Linked DNA regions of Homo sapiens: all the other regions are linked to region 2. A link is a loop called in an ENCODE intact Hi-C map of the cell type or tissue named here. Cell type or tissue: Caco-2. All regions are shown on one strand.

The links. Hi-C counts contacts between places; a loop is a spot of excess contacts. Peaks named below come from ENCODE experiments on the same cell type or tissue, not always from the same donor. Only the 100,000 strongest peaks of a DNase experiment are listed, where the experiment ranks them.
Region 1: a loop joins it to region 2, with 2.8 times the contacts of the local background. A loop is called at or near these places in 5 of 110 quality-filtered maps.
Region 3: it touches region 2 in a loop (7-fold over the local background); 11 of 110 quality-filtered maps call a loop at or near these places.

Annotation. Positions count from the first base shown.
Region 1 is chr9:101,445,587-101,453,586 of GRCh38, reverse strand. The region is part of intron 2 of LOC105376184 (a long non-coding RNA gene); the gene reads right to left. Among named protein-coding and RNA genes, the nearest start is that of ALDOB, 14 kb to the right of the region's middle. RefSeq lists silencers at 3,982-4,071, 4,282-4,471. In Caco-2, CTCF peaks have their summits at 4,079 and 4,281; a DNase peak (open chromatin) is centred at 4,096; H3K4me3 peaks cover 556 bases.
Region 2 is chr9:101,319,866-101,327,865 of GRCh38, reverse strand. PLPPR1 (phospholipid phosphatase related 1) reads right to left here. Exons shown (of 8, transcript NM_207299.2): 8 at 2,731-3,841. The coding sequence ends at 3,809. Among named protein-coding and RNA genes, the nearest start is that of BAAT, 61 kb to the left of the region's middle. In Caco-2, no CTCF peak of the experiment used is centred here; DNase peaks (open chromatin) are centred at 105 and 3,845.
Region 3 is chr9:101,384,298-101,392,297 of GRCh38, reverse strand. It overlaps BAAT (bile acid-CoA:amino acid N-acyltransferase), which reads left to right and starts at 7,292. Exons shown (of 4, transcript NM_001701.4): 1 at 7,292-7,443. MRPL50 (mitochondrial ribosomal protein L50) reads left to right here. Exons shown (of 2, transcript NM_019051.3): 2 at 1,448-4,665. The coding sequence ends at 1,832. In Caco-2, a CTCF peak has its summit at 4,313 (motif pointing right); no DNase peak of the experiment used is centred here.

The DNA of each region.
Region 1 (8,000 bases), 130 kb before region 2:
AGATCTTGTGAGACTTATTCACTGTCACAAGAACAGCATGCGAAAGACTTGCCCCCATGATTCAATTACCTCCTAACAGGTCCCTCCCACAACACATGGAAATTCAAGATGAGATTTGGGTGGGGATGCAGCCAAACCATATCATTCCACCCTGACCCCTCCCAAGTCTCATGTCCTCACATTTCAAAACCAATCATGCCTTCCCAACAGTCCTCCAAAGTCTTAACTCACTTCAGCATTAACTCAAAAGTCCATAGTTCAAAGTCTCATCTGAAACAAGGCAAATCTCTTCTGCCTATGAGCCTGTAAAATCAAAAGCAAGTTAGTTACTTCCTAGATACAATGGGGATACAGGCATTGGGTACATACAGCCATTCCAAACTGGCCAAAACATTGGGGCTACAGGCCCCATGCAAGTCCGAAATCCAGCAGGTCAGTCAAATCTTAAAGCTCCAAAATGATCTCCTTTGACTTCATGTCTCACATCTGGGTCAAACTAATGTAAGAGATGAGTTCCCATGGTCTTGGGCAACTCTGCCCCTGTAGCTTTGCAGGGTACAGCCTCCCTCCTGGCTGCCTTCATTGGCTGATGTTGAATGTCTGCAGTTTTTCCAGGCGCACTGTGCAAGCTGTCAGTGGATCTACCATTATGGGGTCTGGAGGATGGTGGCCCTTTCTCACAGCTCCACTTGAGCTGTCCAGTAGGGACTCTGTATGGGGACTCTGACCCCACATTTCCCTTCTGCACTGCCCTAGCAGAGGTTCTCCATGAGGGCCCCACCCCTGCCACAAACTTCTGCCTGGGCATCCAGGCATTTCTATACATCTTTTGAAATCTAGGCAGAGGTTCCCAAACCCCAATTCTTCACTTCTATGCACCTGCAGGCTCAACACCACATGGAAACTGCCAAGGCTTGTGGCTTCCAAAGTCTGAGGCAACAGCCCAAGCTGTACATTGTCCCCTTTTAGCCATGGATGGAGTGGCTAGAATGCAGGGTACCAAGTCCCTAGGCTGCACAGGGCAGGGGGGACCTGGACCCAGCCAATGAAACCAACTTTTCTTCCTAGGCCTCCCGACCTGTGATGGGAGGGGCTGCCGTGAAGACCTCTGACATGCCCTTGAGACATTTCCCCTTTGTCTTGGTGATTAACATTTGGCTCCTTGTTACTTATGCAAATTTCTGCAGCTGGCTTGAATTTCTCCTCAGAAAATGGGATTTTCTTTTCTATCACATTATCAGGCTGCAAATTTTCTGAACCTCTATGCCCTGTTTCCCTTTTAAAACCGAATGCCTTTAACATTACCCTAGTCACCTCTTGCATGCTTTGCTGCTTATAAATTTCTTCTGCCAGATACCCTAAATCATCTCTCTCAAGTTCAAAGTTCCATGAATCTCTAGGGCAGGGGAAAAATGCTGCTAGTCACTTTGCTAAAACATAACAAGAGTCACCTTTGCTCCAGTTCTCAAAAAGTTCTTCATGTCCATCTGAGACCACCTTAGCCTGGATTTCATTGTCCATATCATTACCAGCATTTTTGTCAAAGCCATTCGACAAGTCTCTAGGGAGTTCCACACTTTCCCACATTTTCTTGTCTTTTCTGCGCCCTCCAAAGTGTTCCAATCTCTGCCTGTTACCCAGTTCCAAAGTCATTTCCACATTTTCAGGTATGTTTTCAGCAGCGCCCCACTCTACTGGTATCAATTTACTGTATTAGTTCATTTTCACACTGCTGATAAAGACATACCCGAGACTGGGTAATTTATACAAGAAAGCGGTTTAATGGACTTACAGTTCCACGTGGCTGGAGACGCCTCACAATCATGGCAGAAGGCAAGGAGGAGCAAGTCACATCTTACATGGATGGCAGAAGGCAAACAGAGAGCTTGTGCAGGAAAACTGCCCCTTAGATAACCATCAGATATCATGAGACTTATTTGCACTATGAGAGCAGCATGGGAAAGACCTGCCCCCATGATTCAATTATCTCCCATCAGGTCCTTCCCACTTGTGGGAATTCAAGAGGAGATTTGGGGGGGGACACAGCCAAAACATATCTGTGTGTGTGTGTGTGTGTATATCTATGTACATATATATATCATCTCATGTATATGATATATAGAGATGATAATACAGCTTGGCCAAGGAAATTTCAGTCCAGCAAAAAGATAGATGGTTTTATTCTTAAGGAATTTTCCAAGAGGATTTTTTGAGAAAAGCAGCCAGAGTGAGACAACAACTACATTTCTTAGAGGGTCTTAAGTTCTCTCTGTAAAGAATTACAGACAAATGGAGGCATAGAGTTTCCATGTCCTCCAGCTGTTTTCAGGAGCCCTGGTGCAGCTTGTGAGCAGAAATACTAGTGTTGGCTTCAATTTCCTGTGGAAAAGAGATGTGATGTGGCACAGGGAAGGAGTACCGAAAATAATCTGTTCTAAAGACTTATCTGGGTGACCTTTGGAAGAGACGAAAGGGAGGGCGTGAGATAGTGAGAGACTCTGGAGTATTTATGGAGTGAAAAATCAAAGAAAAGTGGGTATAAAGAAGTGTTACTCTGTTTATGAATCTGATCTTTGTTAACGTCCCTTGAGAAACACAAATATGCTTTTAAATTATTTTTTCATTACTTTGATTACATGACTTTGCATGTGTTCATGGCAGGACTGAATTCCATGGGACCTTGGTTTATAATCAAGTAATATTCCAAGGATACAAATGATATAAAGTAATTAATGATATCAAAATCTTCATATTAGCAGTGAAAAACAAAAAAATTATTTGTAATGGCCCCAAAGACTTTGATAATACTCAACATCTGTTCTTTTTTTTTCTTTTTGACAGATAAAACATTTAAAATATATATAGCCACTGAAAAAAAATTATTAAGTACCCTTAAGACGGCAGTCTTCAAGCTGGGAGTGGTGGCCTGAGCCTGTAGTCCTAGCTACTCCAGAGCCTGATGCAAGAGGGTCACTCACAGGAGTTTGGGGCTGTAGTGCACAATGACTGTGTTTGTGAACAGCCACTGTACTCCAACCTGAGCAACATAGCAAGCCCCCATCTCTAAAAAAAAAAAAAACCAAAACAAAACAAAAACAAAAAAACCTGCATTCTTCTCAAAAATAATTTTGAGAGACCATATACACTTTCGCATTGTAAATGAGTATCTATGTTCTATTATAAATGTAAATAATTCCAAAGGATGTCATATCCAGTATGTTTTAACATTGGTGACCCTTTTAAGTACAAATCATGGAATCTTAAACAAGATAATGATTAAATACCCATTAAAGAAAATTACATGTTAAAGTTCAGAACATTTACATTATTCGGTTCCATATCCCTCACAGAACTTTATGTAAATGTAATATATTTTTAGGCTTGGAAGTTTTATTGATAACCATATCATACTTCTCCGCAACAAACTAAAAAACTTCCTTAGTTTTCTATAACCTTAGAGGTCTAATACTGCACTGTGCAACACTCTTGCCACTAGCAACACATGGCTAGTAAGCACTTGAAATGAGATCAGAGTGACTATGGTACTACATTTTTAATTATATTTAAGTTTTAAAATTAAAATGATTTTCTAATTTTCTCCATAGAGATCTTACCTATTTGCTAGGTTTGTTTATAAATATTTTATGCTGTTTGATGATGTTGGAAATGATTTTTATAAAGATGCATTTTCCGTTTGTTGTTGGAGATATTTATATATGTCTGAGCACCTGTTCTTTGCCTGATAATATGTTGCTTTAATACGCTAAGGTGACACATTTTATTGTACTTGTAAGGTTAGTTCAGCAGACTGTGCTGTTGCCCAGAATTATGGTTACTTATGAACTATACTTTTTAGTAAGCTGCCTGGAGACATGGTTTTTATGTTGCTATTTCTCTTTTCTGGAACATCCGTCTGGGATTTGCACAGGACAATTGTGCTTGCTCTTGGAAGGTCACATGGATTTGACTGTGGCTCTGCTCACTGATGCGCAGCAAGTGTTGGCTCCCACCGCCTCCAGAATCCAACTCACTGGACACCGCTGCCTCTTCGGCCACCAGGTACCCGTGCGCCGCCTTGTGACAGGTTTAGTGCGGGCATCGGGGACTAGCAAAGGATCAGTCCGTTCCCTGTGGAGCTCACGGTTCTGTGCGCTTCGTTTCTCCTTCGCAGCCGCTTGTTCTGACTGCCGGACACAGCGCCCGCCCTCTTCCCACGAGAGTGACCCGGTCGGGACAGGGTCCCCGCCCTAGCCCTGCACCCCCGTCCCGGCCTAAACAGATAGCCCACCTCGGCCCTCCATGCCCCACCCGGCTCTGACTGTGTCCCCGCCTCCAACCTGGGCCGCCAGCACCTCCTGCAGGCGCCGGGCGCCGCTGCCTCGCACCGGCCAGAGCAGCTGCCGCCACAGCGGTTCAGCTGTTATTAATGTTTTAAAATTGTCAGTCGCCTGCCTGCCCGCCCGCCCACCTGCCTTCTTTTCTTTTCTTTTCTTTTCTTCTCTTTTCTTTTCTTTTCTTTCTTTTCTTTTCTTTTCTTTTCTTTTCTTTTCTTTCTTTTCTTTTCTTTTCTTTCTTTCTTGCTTTCCTCTTTCTTTCTTCCTTCCTTCCTTCTTTCTTTCTTTCTTTTTCTTTCTTTCTTTCCTTCCTTCCCGTCTTTCTTCCTTTCTTTCAACTTTCTTTCTTCTTTCTCTCTCTTTCTTCCTTTCTTTCTTTTTCTTTCTCTCTCTTTCTTTTTCTTTCTTTCTTTCTTTCTTCTTTCTTGTTTGCTTGCCCTTTCTTTCTCTCCCTCGCTCTCTCCTTCCTTCCTTTGTATCTTTTTTCTTTCTTTTTTTGTTCTTCCCTGTTTGTTTGTTTGTTTGTTTTGAGACAGAGTCTCACTCCGTTGCCTAGACTGGAGTGCAATGGCGTGAGCTCGGCTCACTGCAGCCACACCTCCCGGGCTCAAGCGATTCTCCTGCCTCAGCCTCCAAGTAGCTGGGGCTACAGGCATGTGCCACCACGCCTGGCTAATTTTTGCATTTTTAGTAGAGACAGGGTTTCATCATGTTGCCCAGGCTGGTCTCAAACTTCTAGGCTCAAGCTTTCCTATAATAAAAAAATAGATTTTCCAACAGCATTAATAGATTAAAAATATAATAAGAAAATGTCCAATTTAACATAACAGAAATCTTCTTAAAACAAACTTAAGAAGTGCACAGGGCCAGTTGTCAAAAGAACTACAAACATTTAGTGAATTATAAAAATTAAGATGTGAATACAGAAGCATATTATTTTTCTTGATGGCAAGTTTCACTAACATATCAATTATTTCCTAATTTGTTTATAAGTTTAGTATAATTTCAATCAAAATATCTAATTGGGAACTTCATGAAATCATTCTAAACTGTGTTTAAAAAATTAAGAGGTAATAAGAGCAAGAAATATTGGAAGGAGATTATGAGGAGTATATTCTTTCAGATGTCTAAATGCATCATAAAGCTGCAATCAATAAAACAGTGTTAAGAATAGCACAACTATTCTTAATTTTCTAATCAGACGGGGATCTCTGAGCACTTCATAAAGAGCATAGCCTATGAAGAGATTACTGGACAACAGCCCAAGGGTAAGTTGAACAGACTTTTTTCTGATCATGACCTTCAGACAAATCAGATGGTGTCATACCAAAAGCACGCAAGTGCTATTCCTCCAAAATGATTCCAGTAGGAAAGGTGTAGGCACAAGCATATAAGGTTCTCATTCTTGATACCTCTGAGATCATTCAAACTAGATGGACTGCATCTTCTTCAAGCAATCCTCCCCTAATATTTCATACCAAAAGCACACAAGTGCTATTCCTCCAAAATGATTCCAGTAGGAAAGGTGTAGGCACAAGCATATAAGGTTCTCATTCTTGATACCTCTGAGATCATTCAAACTAGATGGACTGCATCTTCTTCAAGCAATCCTCCCCTAATATTTCTTTGCAGTGATTGTTTGCTAAATCATTAGGGAACTTAAGGCCAAGTTTATTTTCCTTTGCTGTGGAATAAAGATATTTGTGTGCATATATATATATATATATATGTAAGTGTGTGTGTGATTCATATATAAGATACATATGTATATAAACAATCAAGATAAGTGAAAGACAGGGCCTTTCAAAGGCCAAGGGACACACAGGCTACTTCCATACTTTTAAGTTTCCAGTAAATATAATAAAAGTGAAGAAATGGCAAAACCAGAGTTACCAAAACTTGTGGTATAAATTGGATTTATACGTTTAGTAAAGTAATGCTTTGAATCCATGCATGAAGCAATAACTGTGTGTAAAACTCATTTGGTGATAACATCCAAAATGAATTTTAGGCCTGATATGATTTGGATGTGTGACCCCTCCAGATTTCATGTTGAAATGTGATCTGCGATGCTGAAGGTGGGGCTAGGTGGGAAGTGTTAAATCATGGGGGTAGATCCCTCATGAATAGCTTAGCACCACTTCCTTGGTGATTAGTGAGTTCTCATTCAGCTAGTTCACTCAAGATCTGGTTATTTAAGAGTGTGGGACCTCCCCCTGCTCTCTCTTGCTCCCTCTTGCCATGTGGTATACTGGCTCCCCCTTTGCCTTCTATTATGACTAAAAAGCTTCCTGAGGCCCTCACCAGAAGCTGAGCTGATGTTGGTGCCATGCCTGTACAGCCTGCAGAACTGTCAGCTGAAATAAACCTCTTTTCTTTATAAATTACCCAGTCTCAGATATTCCTTTGTAGCAATTCCTTTTAGCTGTGTCCCCACTCAAATCTCATCTTGAATTGTAGTTCCCATAATCCCCATGTGTCATGGGAAAGACCTGGTAGGAGGTAATTGAATCATGGGGGCAGCTACCCCCATGCTGCTGTTCTCATGATAGTGAGTGCATTCCCATGAGATCTGATGGTTTTATAAGGGGCTTTTCCCCCTTTTGCTTGGCACTTCTCCTTGCTGCCATCATTTGAAGCAGGACGTGTTTGCTCTTCCTTCTGCCATGATTGTAAGTTTCCTGAGGCCTCCTCAGCCATGCTGAACTCTAAGTCAATTAAACTTCTTTTCTTTATAAATTACCCAGTCTTGGGTGTGTCTTTATTAGCAGCGTGAGAACAGACTAATACACAACCCAAACAGATTAACACAAAGCCTTTCTTGATTGTGAAGCTCAGACTCTCCCCTAGCATTGGTCTGATGAAAGTTAAGGAGCCAGACCATTCAGCCTCTACTCAGCAGACGACGACACACATGTGGAAGCTGATACAAGCATTGTTTTACTCCATTTCAAAAATTGTCTTTACTTTATTTCAAATGAATGCCTAAAACACCAGATACTTATAGTCTGTATATTACTAACCAAGTAGCTCTAGTCTTGGCTAGATTTCCTACATGCCTACGATAAAAACATTGATACTTACCTAATTTTAAGCAGTGTTATTCTTGATTTTAGCAAGCAAATGTGTAAGTGTTTTTCTTGTGTGGGCTTTGAGTTTTATAACCCAGTTTAAAGAAGGTGGATGTCTATTTAAAAAATAGCTTCAGGTTCAAAATCTCCTGTATCTTCCCTTGCCTTTCTTCCTGGCAATGATTAGCTAACAAGGCCAGTGTCTGTTCTGGTCATGTCTAGCTCAAGAAAACGAAATTACATCATCTGAGTATAAAGGAATTGTTGTCCTTTGTTAATTCTTCTCTGGTGTTTTCTTGTCTATTTCACCCCCAAAGTCACAGGGCAAAGGGGCAGGGGAGAAAACAGATATGTAGAAGGACTGCTTCTCATCACAGCTCAGCATCCAACTCCATCCTCCATTTCATACAAACACACTGTGAGTTCTATCTCGGAGCAGAAACACTCTACACATTCCCAACCTGTTTGCAGTTTCCTTATTTTGATTCTTCCCTGCAGTATCAGAGGAAAAGAGACTGCCTTTCCTCTGAACTCATTTATAGCATTCCCCTTTGCCTCTCCTGTGGCCTCACAACACAACCTTGGAATATACTTA
Region 2 (8,000 bases):
GGCCACTCTGGGAGTGTCTGTCTTGTGTGATTGAGATAAGGACTGAGATAAGCCCTGGTCTCCTGCAGTACCCTCAGGCTTACTAGGATGGGGAAAAACTCTGCCCTGGTAAATTTGTGGTCAGACCGGTTCTCTGCTCTCGAACCCTGTTTTCTGTTATTTAAGGTGTTTATCAAGACAATATGTGCACCGCTGAACATAGACCCTTATCAGTGGTTCTGTTTTTGCCCTTTGCCCTGTGATCTTTGTTGGACTCTTATCAGTATAGTTCTGCTTTTGCCCTTTGTCCTGTTCCCTCAGAAGCATGTGATCTTTGTTAGATCCTTAGTAGTAGTTCTGCTTTTTGCCCTTTGAAGCATGTGATCTTTATACCTACTCCCTGTTCTCACACCCCCTCCCCTTTTGAAACCCTTCATAAAAACTTGCTGGTTTTGAGGCTCAGGCAGGCATCACAGTCCTACTGATATGTGATGTCACCCCCAGCAGCCCAGCTGTAAAATTCCTCTTTTTATACTGTCTATCTTTATTTCTCAGCCTGCTGACACTTATGGAAAATAGAAAGAACCTATGTTGAAATTTTGGGGGTGGGTTCCTCCGATAAGAGCAGGAATAGTATAATGACCATAATGTAATCTACTCCTTAAAACAGACTTCGGCAATCTGGTATTTGATGTATTTACCTCTAAGACACTGAACACATTTGAGAGGTTCTGGCAGTTGCCTGTAATAGGGAGTCTAATCAGATTTTTGAAACAAAAATGCCACTTGTGGTTCTTTCACTCTTTATATCATCCCAGTGATTCCTACTCTCTTGCATCTTGAGGGTAGAATTTTGCCTGCTTGCATTCTCTGATTCAGTACAGAATACATATTCTCTCCTGAAGGGCTATATTTTCAGCTACATATAGCCCATCTGTCTATCACAGCCTGATAGGGAGATATTTAGAACTTACCAAAAGGGGCACCCACATGTTTAGCTGGTAAGTGCAGTTTCCTCACCATTGTTAGTCCTGCATCTAAATGTATTCATCTTTCAGCTATCTTCAGGCTCCGCTAAAATCCTCTTTATTTCCAAATGAGTCATAGTCTCCCTTTAGCCAAAGTAGGAATAAGTCTGGCATCTATTTGTGTATTACAGAAATTTTAACTAAGTGATTTTTCTGTGTCAGGTGATGTTCTTGGCACAGAATAAAAAAAAAAGACATCATAGATAAACACAGGGGCTAACAGCTTCATGAGGTTGCTTATGTCAACACACCTGGCTAGCCTTCCTTTGTTTCTCTCTCCTCCCCCACTTTCCTCTTCCAAGAAGAGTCAGACTTTCTCATGCACCTGTGGGCTTTCCTTAAAAAGAGAAAAGTTTACTGCAGAATTCATTCTCTGAGGCTACAGTCGCCACTTGTCCTATTTGGACAGACGGCTTTTTCCTTGGCAGGCAACCCACATGGAGGAGTCTCTAGCCTGAAGAATTTCGAATGACAGACTTGACAGATCAGTGTGAGGCCTGTGAAGTGTCTTGGGGCTAAATAGGAGGCAACACTAAAGTTGCCATGCCATAGTGGTAGGGAATCAGACTCAGGGATTCCAGGGGTAGGAGTCCAGAGATGCCCCTTAGCTCCAAGTGGACCAGAGTGCTGTCTCAGCATGGCTCAGTCATACACCATCTCCCAAGTCCAAGGCCAGGAAAATGGAGTCTGTGGCCAAAGCTCCTGGAATACTACAGATAGGTCCCTTTAAAATCAGAACTAGAAAGAAGAATAGAAGGATAACATGACTCACTCTACCAACTTATGTTCTTAGAAATGCTATCTGGTAGCCAGATACATTGTGACAAGAAATGGGTAATGTAAAAGCAATTTAGACTGCCAGCATTTTTCAGCATGTCTTATGATGAACAATAAAATAAAATGAATCCCTCATTGTTTCTTTTTAAAAAATCCTAAAATATGTTTAGAAAAAGAAAAATCATTCTGAAATTGCGTGACATTACAGGTAGGTAGCTTATACAGGATTGGAGAGCCCAGAGCTTACAAATTATTCCTTCTCACTGTTTCCTTTTCTTCCAGCAGCATCCCTTAAACCAGATAAGTAGGTTTATTACACTGAAAACCCATGAAAAGATGTGGACTCGGTTCAAAGGCATATCTTGATGTAGTGGAAAGAATGAAATTTGGAGTTGGGCAGACCTGGGTTTTGATATTACTGCTGACATATATCGTACTCCTTTGGCTTTGTCACAGCTTCACTGGGCTCAGTGTTTTGAAAACAGACAGATTATGTTTGTGAAATTTCTTTGGTTCCCTCTCCTAACTGTAGTCAGATATCACCCAGAAGATGTGTATGACATTGTATGTGCATAGGTAAGCTTAGGCCAGAATGAGATGGGGGATTATGAAAAATTTTAGCAGAGGTAACTTTTGTTCTTAAAAACTACTATCTAACTTTTTATTGACAACTCAGAAGTATCTATGGGTAGGCTGAAGGTAGAGGGAGCGTGCTAGGGATCCAGAATGTTTCTGAGTATCTTAATAATTTAAAGAATTTTATTTGCCTAAACACTCACATATTCTCACACACACCTGTGAAGCTATCCCTCAGTCATGCCCCTATTAGAATTTATTTCAGCAGACGTGGAACTGAACAGTGTAAACACTTGAGTTCACTTCATCATGACTCTTCAAATACCTTTGTCCTGTGGATAAAGCTTAAGACAAAAGACATGAGCCAGAATACATTTTGTGATAACTTTTTCTTCTCTTTAGAAAAAAAAAATATGTACAAAAAAAGCTGAGAAGAGCCAACATGGAAGTGTCAAGAAAACATTCTGATAGGTACGGACAAAAGAGCTCCTTCAATCAAAGGAGTTACATATTAGTTCTCACCATGCTAGAAAAATGAGATGCAGTTAAAATTCTAGAATAATTAAAAGCCACAAAGTGAAACTGTTGTTCTGGGGCCCTATGTTGTAGATTCTCTGATTCCTTTTCTGTAAAATAATACTGTGCAAACTGTAAAATATTCATTTTCATATAAAGTCCATATAATATGAGATACAAAACTGTTGAGTTGACAGGGGAGGCTGATGTTGGCTGCTTTTTGGAGAAAAGCTGACAGTGGCACCTGCCTGCCAGAAGACATTCCAGAAAGATCTTGAGTTATTTAGTAGAGGCCATTATCTAAGAAAGAATCATATAACCCCAATACCCTCCAAATCCAGAATTCTCTGACAATTGTTTGTATAACTAGGTGACTTTGTTAATATATCACTTTAAACTTTGAACGTAACAATTTGTTAAGAGATCAGAGTGCAACATTCTTTTTGAAGACAATTTTTTTTCTACAATTGACTTTGAGATTTATTATTAACCAACATTGTCCTTCCTGCAGCTCAAAAGTTTGCCTTTTATTAAAATTCAAAAATTCTGGAGGAGGCAGCAACTGTGGTAATAAAAGTTTAAAGTGAATTGTTATATTCTGTGTTTATAAAACTGAGAAAAGAAAATTTGTGTACAAATATCACAAAACAACGTCAACCATTGAATAAATGTGGTTCTTCAATGCACGCTTGAACAAGAAAATTTTGTTGGTTTTAAAATTCTGGCATAAATATATTAAAGCTGACCAAAAAAAAAAAAAAAAAATCAGGGCAAGCTACATCACTTCCTCATACAAAAAATGTACAAAACATTAGCTTCTAACTAGATAAACGTAATATTTGTCATCACAGTTTGACATTGAGCAACTGTGTGTTTTGAAGTATAGAATTGGAAGATGATTTTAAAAAACAGCTTGTGACACATCAGTCGTCTCAGGTAACTTCGGTCATGGACGCAGAGTGATTCTGTGGAGCAAACACAAGCAGATAAAATCTGAGATAGGGTTGCCTGACACGTGCACACTCACTTGTCCCTAAATATTCCCTTGTTTTGTCTCCTCAAGGGTACACAGGCTGTTCCGTCCCCCTAATATGCTTTTCCAAGGCCCCTGAATTTCCCTTACCTCTTTGGTTTTTTTATTTTATTTTTTGAGACGGAGTTTCACAATTGTTGCCCAGGCTGGAGTGCAATGGTGCAATCTCAGCTTACTGCAACCTCTCCCTCCTGGGTTCAAGCAATTCTCCTGCCTCAGCCTCCCAAGTAGCTGGGATTACAGGCATGCACCACCATGCCCGGCTAATTTTGTAGTTTTAGTAGAGACAGAGTTTCTCCATGTTGGTCAGGCTGGTATCGAACTCCCGACCTCAGGTGATCCACCCGCCCCAGCCTCCCAAAGTGCTGGGATTATAGGCATGAGCCACCATGCCTGGCCTCCTTACCTCTTTTTATTAAAACTTCCCTGATTTTTCATCCAAAATAGGATAACTTCTTCACCCAAACTTTTTTTTTTTTTTTTTTTTGAGACAGGGTTTACTCTGTCACCCAGGCTGGAGTACAGCCTTGATCTGCTGGGCTCAAGTGATCCTCCTATCTCAGCTTCCCGAGTAGGTAGGACACTGGGCACATGCCACCATGCCTGGTTAACTTTTAAATTTTTTGTAGAGACAGTGTCTCACTATGTTGCCCAGGCTGGTCTCGAACTCCTGGGCTCAACTGACCCTCCCACCTTGGCCTTCCGAAGTGCTGGGATTACAGGCACAAGCTACTGTGCCTAGCATCTTCACCTAAACTTATTCTCTATATAATTCTGTCTTATGCTTAAGTATTTTCTAATATAAACATTTAAGAGCCTCAAAGTAATTTAGCATCCCGCACATTTTTAATGTAATGTTTTAAATATGAAACAGCTCTAGTGTTTAAAACCTTTCTACATGTTTTATCATTAGAGTCACAAATTACATAGAAGTGAGTTTATTATTTCAAAATGTATAGAATTTTTGGGGGGTTTGTTTTTAGTTTAACTTTTTTGGCTAGAGAAAATGTGGCTTACATAATACAGATCCATTAAAATGTTTTTCTTGAGACTTGTATCATGGTCTTGTATACGATGCATTTTCATAATGTTTCATGTGTTTTGAGGAGGGTTATATATAATGCACATCAGATCAACCTTATTGATCATGTGTATCCTTACTATTTTTGTTTGCTTATTAATAAGAGAAAAGTATTACAATCTCCTGTGACTGAGGATTCATCCATTTTCCTTGTAATTATGTCAAATATTTTTGTCACTGGCTGGCTTTTAATTAGTTTTAACTATTAAGCTTTTATACATGTAATCAACTAGGTGAGGGTGGATATTTAGGTTCTTCTTTTGAGTAAAATGGGCTCTTCACTGTTTACAAGGTTATTTCTGAGTTGCAAAAATTCTCTCTCCATGTTTTCCCTGCCATTACTCCTCTATTCAATCTTGGCTGCCACAATCAGACAGAAAGCTCAAGGACACTTTTTTTCTTGCATTGGTAATATAATAGAAACTTTAGCAGCAGATAGTAACTGCTCCAGGTTCATCAAATGGAAGCATTCAATTAAAACAACAACAACAAAATATATATATATATAACCTCCCACTTCTTGCAAACCTAAAGTCTTGTCTTTTATTTGAACTTAAAACTCAATGCTTTGGGTCTATGAAATTATTAAATCTTTAACAAACTGTGGCTTTGATCTAATTATTATTATTGCTTTCCTGATTTCTGTCTTTTTTTTTTTTTTTTTTTTTTTTTTTTTTGAGATGAAGTCTTGCTGTTGTCCCCCAGGCTGGAGTGCAAAGGTACAATCTCGGCTCACTGCAACCCATGCCTCTTGGGTTCAAGCGATTGTGTTGCCTCAGCCTCCTGAGTAGCTGGGATTACAGGCGCCTGCCACCACGCCTGGCTAATTTTTGTATTTTTAGTAGAGACGGGGTTTCACCATGTTGGCCAGGCTGGTCTTGAACTCCTGACCTCAGGTGATATAAAATATATATTAAATATGTATAAGTATCTTTTAACTATATATGTATACATATATAAGTATATATACATACATAGATGAAGAAAGTAAGGCACCAGGTTTAAGTAATATGCCCAAGGTCACCAATCAAAATTAAATGATATGTATGTATGTAACATATATATATACTTATATATGTATATAAATATATATTAGTGTATATATGTATCTATATTTAATATATATTTTATATAATTATATATATTTTTCCCCCATGGGGAAGACATCTGGAGACTCTATACCACATCCAGAGTGAGTTAACACAGTTGTTTCATTTCTAATTTAATTTTTGTTATTAGAAACTGTGTGGACAAGAACTCAACTGAACAACACTCAGCTGATTGCTCATGTACATTGTGAGTGGGGCGGGGTGTAGAACATGGATAATTAAGAATTGGTTCCTTTGGGATCCCAACAACTTTATACAATCATAAAATAATGCTTTGAAAAACTTGACTATTTTTGTTTTATAATTGTTTACTTTTTGGTTTCTCTATGGTATTTGGGAAAGATTTTAGAAAATGCACCCCATCTCAATCAACTATACTAAGGGGAATCACAGAAGGTAGATATTCAAATTTGAGGTAATGTTTTAGAGAGGCCCAGAGCACTGTGGCTCTGAGGGCTGCATGTGGCAAAGGGGAAAGAATGTCTTGGGAGAAAGGGAAACGAGCGTGACTGATGCCCTCCCCATCCAGTCTTCTCCTTAAGATATTTTGAATAGTGGGATGGATTTCATGTGTACGAATGTGTGCTCTGAAGAGAGGTTCTAATCTCTGATCTGAAAAGGTCCACATGCTGGGAAGATGGTTCTGTTCCAAAAATTACAAAGATGCCGTTTCTAACAGAAACCATGGCTGTTGGAGTTGCAAGGGAAGTTCTTGCTCACAGGGGGGTATTTACTTTGGAAAAACTGTAGCTCAGGTTCAGTATACCAGCCCCCTGTAGCATGTTTTCATATTCAATGCTGGGAGTTGTGGATTTCAAAAAAGAATTTTCATTGAATGAAATCTCAGACTGTGTGGTGTAGGAGAACCAGCAGGGCCTCAGTATTGGATGGGTCTTCATTTAATTTTGACTGGGTGACCTTGGGCATATTACTTAAACCTGGTGCCTTACTTTCTTCATCTATAAAATAGGATATAATAAAACCAATACAGTATCATGAATATTAAATGAGGTGACTCTCAATAAATGCTAGTTCTCTTTTCTTGACCAACAAATAAAGGGTTTATCTTTCTAACTATCCATGTGGAAACATTTATTACTAAAAACAGATGCTTGGTGACTTGCATTTTTCACGACTGGTATGGATAGCATAATGTGAGAGGCAATACTTCTCTTTAGCTTTCTGTGGCTTCATTCTGGCTAGCCTGCAGAAGTCCTTCTCATAGTTTCTTATAAATCTCTACTTTCCGTGGATGTTCAAATAGTGATTATGGTCAAATTTGAGGTTCTTGGTTTTGGCTAAAGTGTCTACTTTAGGTTTTGGGACAAGTTTGTATTCATCCATCAATATGTATTTCACACCTAGTGGATGCCAGGATACATGGTAAATAAGACATGGTTTATAGGGTCCTCAAAAAGTCCCAAGTCTTTGGAGGAGGCAGACATGAGGGAACACTTGGCTTTACTTATGAGTGACAGTCACATGAGAGGGGTCTGGAGGGTCCTTTGGCCCAAGCCTGGTATTCGGGCAAGGCCTCAAATTGTATCCATATGAGGCGGCATCCATAATCACAAAGATCTGTTGACAGGTTTGAGAGAAGTTCAACTACTACCTGTAAACAATGAATTAATATCTATTTTAAGAATCCTTTATCTTGTGAATAGCATTTTTTGAAACCCTGTTTAGCACTTCATTTTTCAATTTAAGTAGAATCCCTCAAAATAGAGTCTGGACATCTCTAGGCCTGATCAACCATCAGTGGCCCTGAGAATTAAGAGAGAAAGAAGTCTAGGGAAGACATTAGACAGATGTCATGCTTGAGCAGTGCTGGGTGGAAGGATGAGGTGTGCAAAAGGGGTGTTCTTATATCAGGATATTCGGGGGATAGCATTTACAAGGAC
Region 3 (8,000 bases), 64 kb before region 2:
TATTTCTTTCCTTCTACTAATTTTGGATTTGGTTTGTCTTTTTCTAATTTAAGGTACATCTTTAGATTGTTTATGTGAAGTTTTTCTTTTTTCATGTAGATGTTTATTACTATAAGCTTCCCTCTTACTACTGCTTCTGCTGTATCGCATAGGTTTTGATGTGTTGTGTTTTCATTTTTATTGCTTCAAGACGTTTTAAAATTTCCTTCCTAATTTCATCATTGACTCATTGGTCATTTGGGAGCATGTTATTTTTTATGTAGTTGTATAGTTTCTAGAGTTCTTGTTATTGATTTCTAGTTATATTTCATTGTCGTTAGAAAAGTCCTTGATATGATTTTGAGTTTTATGAATTTGTTAAAACTTGTTTTGTGTTCTATGATACAGTCTACCCTGGAGAATGTACCATGTACTCATGAGAAGAATATGTATTCTGCAGCAGTTGGGTGAAATGTTCTCTAAGTGTCAAGTCCATTTGGTGTAGAATGTAATTCCAGTCTTTCTTTGTTGATTTTGTCTGGATGATCTGTCTGTTATTGAGAGTGGGTGTTGAAATCCACAACCATTAATGTATTGTAGTCTATCTCTTCCTTTAGATCTATTAATATTTGTGTTATGTGTTTAGGTTCTCCAATATTGGTTGCATATATATTTATAATTGTTATATGCTTTTGCTGAATTGACCTCATTATGATTATGTAATGACCTTCTTTATCTCTTATAGTTTTTGACTTGAAATTTATTTTATCTGATATAAGTATAGCTACTCCTGTTCTTTTTGGTTTCTGTTTGCATGGAATATCTTTTTCCATCTCTTCACTTTCTGTGAAGTAGAATGTAAGTAAAATTAAAAGTCAGGTAGGATGTGATACACTCTGAGAGCAGTATAAACTGCTGAAGAGATCACATGAAATCACAATTATATTTGATTCTGGAAATTAGGTAAAGCATCTTGGAAGAGAACAATTTTATCCTAAGACTTACAGAATAAGCAAGATTTCCATAGGTGAAGATAAAAGACAGGCATTTTAAGATATGACTTGAGCCAACACATTGTGTCAGGAAAGTGGGAGTGTGCTTGGGACACAGGATATAGAGTATCACATGGAGTATATGTAGGTAATCAGTGAAAGGTAAGACCAGAAAGGTAGATTGGGGTGGGATCTTGGAGGATGGGGAATCCCAGACAATGATTTACCTTACTTCTTCACCCATTCTTAGGAATTCTTACAGTATGTAAAATATGTACTTAGTTTCTTTCTGTCTCTCCCAACTCAGTTCAACCATGAACGTTCTAAGGGCAGGGGCCTACCATATTCTTTCCTACTCTCAGTAGTCCCCAGTGGTAATCAGCATGCCATTGTTGATTTTGATTGGTAGGCAAGATTTGGTCTGGTGTTTGTCAACTTCATTAATGGATTTGTCTGTTTGTTTTTGATCATTCCAGAAAAGAGAAAGAGCCAGTGGTTGTTGAGACAGTAGAAGAGAAAAAGGAACCTATCCTAGTGTGTCCACCTTTACGAAGCCGAGCATACACACCACCTGAAGATCTCCAGAGTCGTTTGGAATCTTACGTTAAAGAAGTTTTTGGTTCATCTCTTCCTAGTAATTGGCAAGACATCTCCCTGGAAGATAGTCGTCTAAAGTTCAATCTTCTGGCTCATTTAGCTGATGACTTGGGTCATGTAGTCCCTAACTCCAGACTCCACCAGATGTGCAGGGTTAGAGATGTTCTTGATTTCTATAATGTCCCTATTCAAGATAGATCTAAATTTGATGAACTCAGTGCCAGTAATCTGCCCCCCAATTTGAAAATCACTTGGAGTTACTAAGCAATTCGGAAGAGAAACACATTGAAATCACTGTCTTTCCCTGAGCAAGGGGGCTGCTCATTAGATCTTTTGATACTTTACCATGTGAAATACTACCAGAACTGTTCTCTAAACCCACTTTTTCTGTAGAGGAATGTATCATCTTTTTTTTTCTCATATTACAAATGGACAAATAACGGACTTTCTATTTTCATATTTGCTGAAACCATTTTTTAAATGAAATTAGGTCATTATTTATGAAAAGTTTTGAGAGGGCACTGTCAACTTGGGTTTAAGACAGGAGGACATTGCAAGTTCACACCTTTCATAAGCATAAAGTAGTTGCAAGAAAGTATTTTCATCCTGTTAGGATTCATATCTAAGATAGAGTTATGCATTGCACATACACAAATAAACTTTTATTAGATAGATACCTATAAAAGAAACATAAAAGTATGTTGTGTATTACTGACAGTTCTAGATTAATTTCTTTTAGAATTAAAGTAGATTTGTTAAAGTGTATTGTGTGTTGTAAATTTTTTAAGTGAAATTTGCTTGCGCTCTGCCTTGCCATTTCTTTCCAGTAAGTATAATTTTGAAAAAATTAGAATATATGCCAAATATTGAGTGCTGTGACTCTTCCTCATAAGAGATGTGCCAGATTCTATGTCTAATTGCATATTCTCTTCAGAGGAGATGATGCTTATTTTAAACCTTTTTCTCTATAACTTTTAAAAAGTGGTGCTGAGTATTCACTAGAGTGGCAAGTCTTTGTGCTTTAATGCACTCAATTTGTGGAAATTACTTAAATAGCAGGTTATCAGATGGTTCTGAATGACAAAGGTGTTAAATTTGGGATTTTTTTTTCAAGCTTTAGATATGGCTGGAGAGTAATGAGACAGAAGGAATGTCTTATATTGTTCTGACTGCTGACAATTCCTAAAGAAAAGTGATAGAAGGGTTTTTAACAAAATAAGTTGCATTTATTCTCTTTCCCAGGGTTACTCCTTTGAAGAGGGCAAAATTCAGTTGGGAATATAAATTCTGGAATCTTCATGAAGAAAATTAGTTAACAGTATAGACATGCCCTACAAATATCATCCACAGGCACTTCATTCAAGAACTTCAGGTGTCAGAGTGCCTGGAGCTCTGGAGCTTAGACATTAGAGTTGATTCCTTGGGGATTGGTTCCAGGACACCTACTTGGATACCAAAGTCCACAGATGCCCAAGCCCCTTTTATAAAATGATGTAGTATTTGCATATTATGTATGCACATCCTCCCATATACTTTAAATCATCTTTAGATTACTTATACTGAATAGAATGTAAATAGTATTTACAATTGTGAATACAATGTATTTAGTTATGTAAATATGTAAATTTTAAAGTTATGTAAATATGTAGCTATGTAAATAGCTATAAAATAATATTTACAATTGTGAATAGTATGTAAATAGTTGTGAACATAACTATTGTGAATAATATGTTATATGTTATAGTTGTGAATGTAAATAGTATTCACAATTGTGAATACAATGTAAATAGCTTTCACAATTGTGAATACAATGTAAGTAGCTATGTAAATAGTGAATACAATGTAAATAGCTATGTAAATAGTTGTTATGCTGATTAGGGAATAATGAGAAGGAAAAAAAGTATACATATTCAGTACAGATGCAGTCATCTTTTTTTCCCCTCGAACATTTTTGATCCACAATTGGTTGAATCCACAGATGGGGAACACACAGTCTTGGTAAATTTAACCAACAAGGAGGGTAAACGCATCCCAACAGGGAAGGTAAACTGCACATCCATCAGTACCTCTAGAGGGCATCACTGGTTTATAGCTCAATACAGTGACTATATCAGAATAATGGCCTTTAGTTTTCCTGAAAGATTAAATTAGGCTTGCTGTTGTTGAATGAGATAATCAAACATATGATGTAATTTTAAAGGGTTTACATACAGAAGGCCTGCTGTATGTCCTGCTTCTGCTGTGTAAAAGATTCAGCATGGAATCATTGGAATTTTATGTACAGGATTTCATTATCTCATTTTCTATACAATTTTTCCTTCTGATCCAGAGACACGGAAAAACAAAGGGCAAGATGGAAATAAGGGATGAGAAGGTCTATGTGGAAAAACAGTTACAACTGGAGTGGTAACTGCAAAAACCAAGCAGCTTCATGTGATCGTTAGGACAGAAGAAATTTCTCCTTTGTAGCCTAGAGCAATATTCTCAAAATTTAATGCGCATGTTAATCATTTGGGGATCTTTTATTCATTTTTTCATGTGGGGATCTTTTAAAAATGCAAATTCTGATTTGGTAAGTCTGGAGTAGGTCCTGAGCTTCTGCATGCTTCAAAAGCTGATTATGTTTTGAGAACATGGATCTAGATGCTGGTATTGAGGTGGGAGACAAGTACTGCCACCTGAAACAACAGTCTTGGTAAATTTAGCCGACGAGGGTAAACACATCCTAACAGGGAAGGTAAACTGTACGTCCATCAGTACCACTAGAGGGCATCACTGGTTTATAGTTCAATACAGTGAATATATCAGAATAATGGCCTTTAGTTTTCCTGAAAGATTAAATTAGGCTTGCTAACTTGTTTAATGAGATAATCAGACATATGATGTAATTTTAAAGGGTTTACATTTTTAAAAATTTAATGATTGCTACATAAAAAGGGTATCAGTTAACTAATTTTACTTAGATGGAACTTCTGTAAGCTTAGTAGGTATGCTTAAATAAAGCCTGCTAATAAAATAGAGATTCAGACTCAATAGAATGGTTTTACATATGTAATATATGTTTTAAACTGCATAAAATAAACTCCTCCCTCCTTTCTTAACGTGTCATTTTTCTGATTACAAAAGTAGCACGTTCTTTTTAGAAAATTGGGAAGGAAAAAAGCAAAAACAAGAATGAAAAAACAAAACTATCTTGCCGCTCATAATTACTTAACATTTTGGTATATTTCCAAATGAAAACAATTATTTTCCTGTATTTTACAATTACTATGGCATCATGCTCCCCTTCACATTATAAGCATTTCCCCATGTTTTTAAAGACAAGAATAACAAATTTGATTAATAGCATATTATTGTATAATTAGATGTCATGCAATTATTTAACCAATATTCAACTGGATATTTAAATTCTTCCCAGTGTTTTGCTTTTCTGTTCTTTTTAATCCTGCTTTTCTAGTTCTTAGAGAATTGGTCTGCCATAGATCTTTCTACTCAGAAGTAGAAGATACTGTACTGTAAATTTCTTGACCCTAAACCTAAGAATGAACAATTTGGTCCTACTTCTTTGATTCATAATCCCATTAGCATGTATTCTGTGAATCCTAAAACACAAAGTGACAAGGACTTTGAAATTTTCACTAGGTTGTTACACAGTGCAAAAATCCTAAAGCTTTTACTTGAAAAGTTTCCAAATTTAAAAATAGTCTGTAACCTCTGATCCTATAGAATTCCAAAGTTAATCTCAGCTGTACAGTAACAGACTGGAGCAATCATCAAAGTTTTGCTTTCCATCATGAAATACCAAATTCAAACTATGTAACACTGATGTAACAATAATCATATACTGTCCATATTCAAATTTCACCAATGTCCTAGTAATGACCTTTATAGCAATTTCACTTCCAATCCAGGATCCAATCCTGGTTTATTGAGTTGGTCGTTAATTATTGTTTCTTGGTCTCATTTATTCTTCAATAAATTTTTTCAAGTAATTGATTTCATGTAAGTTACCAAATTAATTAGCATAAAATTGTTCATAATATTCCCTAATTAATGTCAGTTGGATCTATAATAATAGGCCCACTTTCATTTTGAGCTATTTGTTATTTGTGTCCTATCTTGTTTTTATTTAATCAATCTAGGTTGTGGCTTATCAATTTTTTAGCTTTGGCTTCATTTTATAATTTTAAAAATTATATTATTCTTCCTTTATCATTCAGTTTGAAATATTTCCTAATTTCCAGTGTGATTTCTTTTTGACTCATGACATAAATATGTTTGATTTTCAAATATTTGGGAGTTTTCTAGATGGCTTAATGTTATTAATTTCTAATTTCATTGAGATATATGATTTCAGTATTTTTACATGTATCGAGATTTTATGGCCTAACTTATGGCCTATCTTGTTGAACATGCCGTGTACATTTGAAGTTGTTGAGGCGATTAGGGTAAGGTCATTATAGTGTTCAAATCTATGCCTTTACTGATTTTTTTCAAGTTTTCTACCAATTGTTAAAAGGGATTTAAACACCTTCACTCATGGTTATGGAATTGTTATTTTTCCTATTTCTCCTTTTAATTCTGTCAATTTTTGCCACATAAATCTTGAAATCCATTATTCGGATTTATGGTTTTTATGATCTTGTCATATAGATATATGATATATATATATTTTATAATCTTAGTCATTACTACTTTAGGTTTCTTATGCTTATTGTTGCATAGTATGTGTTGCGGGAAGTCAGGGACCCCAAATGGAGGGACTGGCTGGAGCCGCGGCAGAGGAACATGAATTGTGAAGATTTCATTTTAATATGGACATGTATCAGTTCCCAAAACTAATACTTTTATAATTTCTTACACCTGTCTTTACTGCAGTCTCTGAACATAAACTGTGAAGATTTCATGGACATTTATCACTTCCCAAATAATACTCTTATAATTTCTTACGCCTGTCTTATTTTAATCTCTTAATCCTCATATCTTGGTAAGCTGAGGATGTACGTCACGTCAGGACCACTGTAATTGTATCTGACTGTACAAATTGATTGCAAAACGTGTGTTTGAACAATATGAAATCAGTGCACTTTGAAAAAGAAAGAATAACCGTGATTTTAGGGAACAAGGGAAGACAACCACAAGGTCTGACTGCCTGTGGGGTCAGGCAGAATAGAGCCATATTTTTCTTCTTGCAGAGAGCTTATAAACAGACGTGTAAGTAGGAGAGATATCGCTAAATTCTTCTTGTAGCAAGGAATATTAAATATTAAGACCCTAGGAAAAGAATTGCATTCCCAGGGGGAGGTCTATAAACGGCCACTCTGGGAGTGTCTGTCTTACGCAGTTGAGATAAGGACTGAAATACACCCTGGTCTCCTGCGGTACCCTCAGGCTTATTAGGATGGGGAAAAAATCCTGCTGTGGTAAATCTGAGGTCAGACCGGTTTTCTGCTCTTGAACCCTGTTTTCTGTTGTTTAAGATGTTTATCAAGACAATACATGCACAGTGGAACATAGACCCTCATCAGTAATTCTAAGTTTGCCCTTTGCCTTGTGATCTTTGCATTGCCCTTTGCCTTGTGATCTTTATTGGCCTCAGAAGCATGTGATCTTGTTCTCCCTTTTGCCCTTTGAAGCATGTGATCTTTGTGACCTACTCCCTGTTCATACACCCCCTCCCCTTTTGAAATCCTTAATAAAAACTTGCTGGTTTTGTGGCTCGGGGCCTCACGGTCCTGCTGATATGTGACATCACCCCCGGAGGCCCAGCTGTAAATTCCTCTCTTTGTACTCTTTCTCTTTATTTCTCAGACCAGCCGACACTTAGGGAAAATAGAACCTACGCTGAAATTTTGGGGGCAGGTTCTCTTGCTAGGTATGTATTTTTTTCATTTACTTACTTCCATTCTTTTAATGTAATTTTTCACCACAATCCAGACTCTCAGTAATCCTTTCCTTGCTTTTGTTTAAAGATTTACTCCAAAAATGTGGCCTATAGTTTTAGTTCAGCAAATACAAATTTGAAAGATTTATTTATGTGTATTTATGACTAGTTTCTAACGACATTATGTTTATAAGATTCATCCAGGTTATTGCATGTAGTTGTAATTCATTTATTTTTATTCTCTAGAAGAAGAATTGCTGGGTCAAAAGTTATTCATATTGTCACATTTATTAGACAATGTCCAATTGCTTTCCAAAGTGGTGGTACCAATTTATATTCCCTTAGTAGGGCTTGAGTCTGAGTGATTCACTTCCTAACCAACTCTTATTTTTGGAATTTTTAATTGTTGCCAACCTTTTAGGTATGAAATACACACCATGATTTTAATTTGCATTTCTTTGATAATGAGATTAAGCCTTTTCCCATAAGCTTATGATTGTGTCCTATTGTCTGTTAAGTACCTGTTTAAGACTTTTTCTCATATTCAC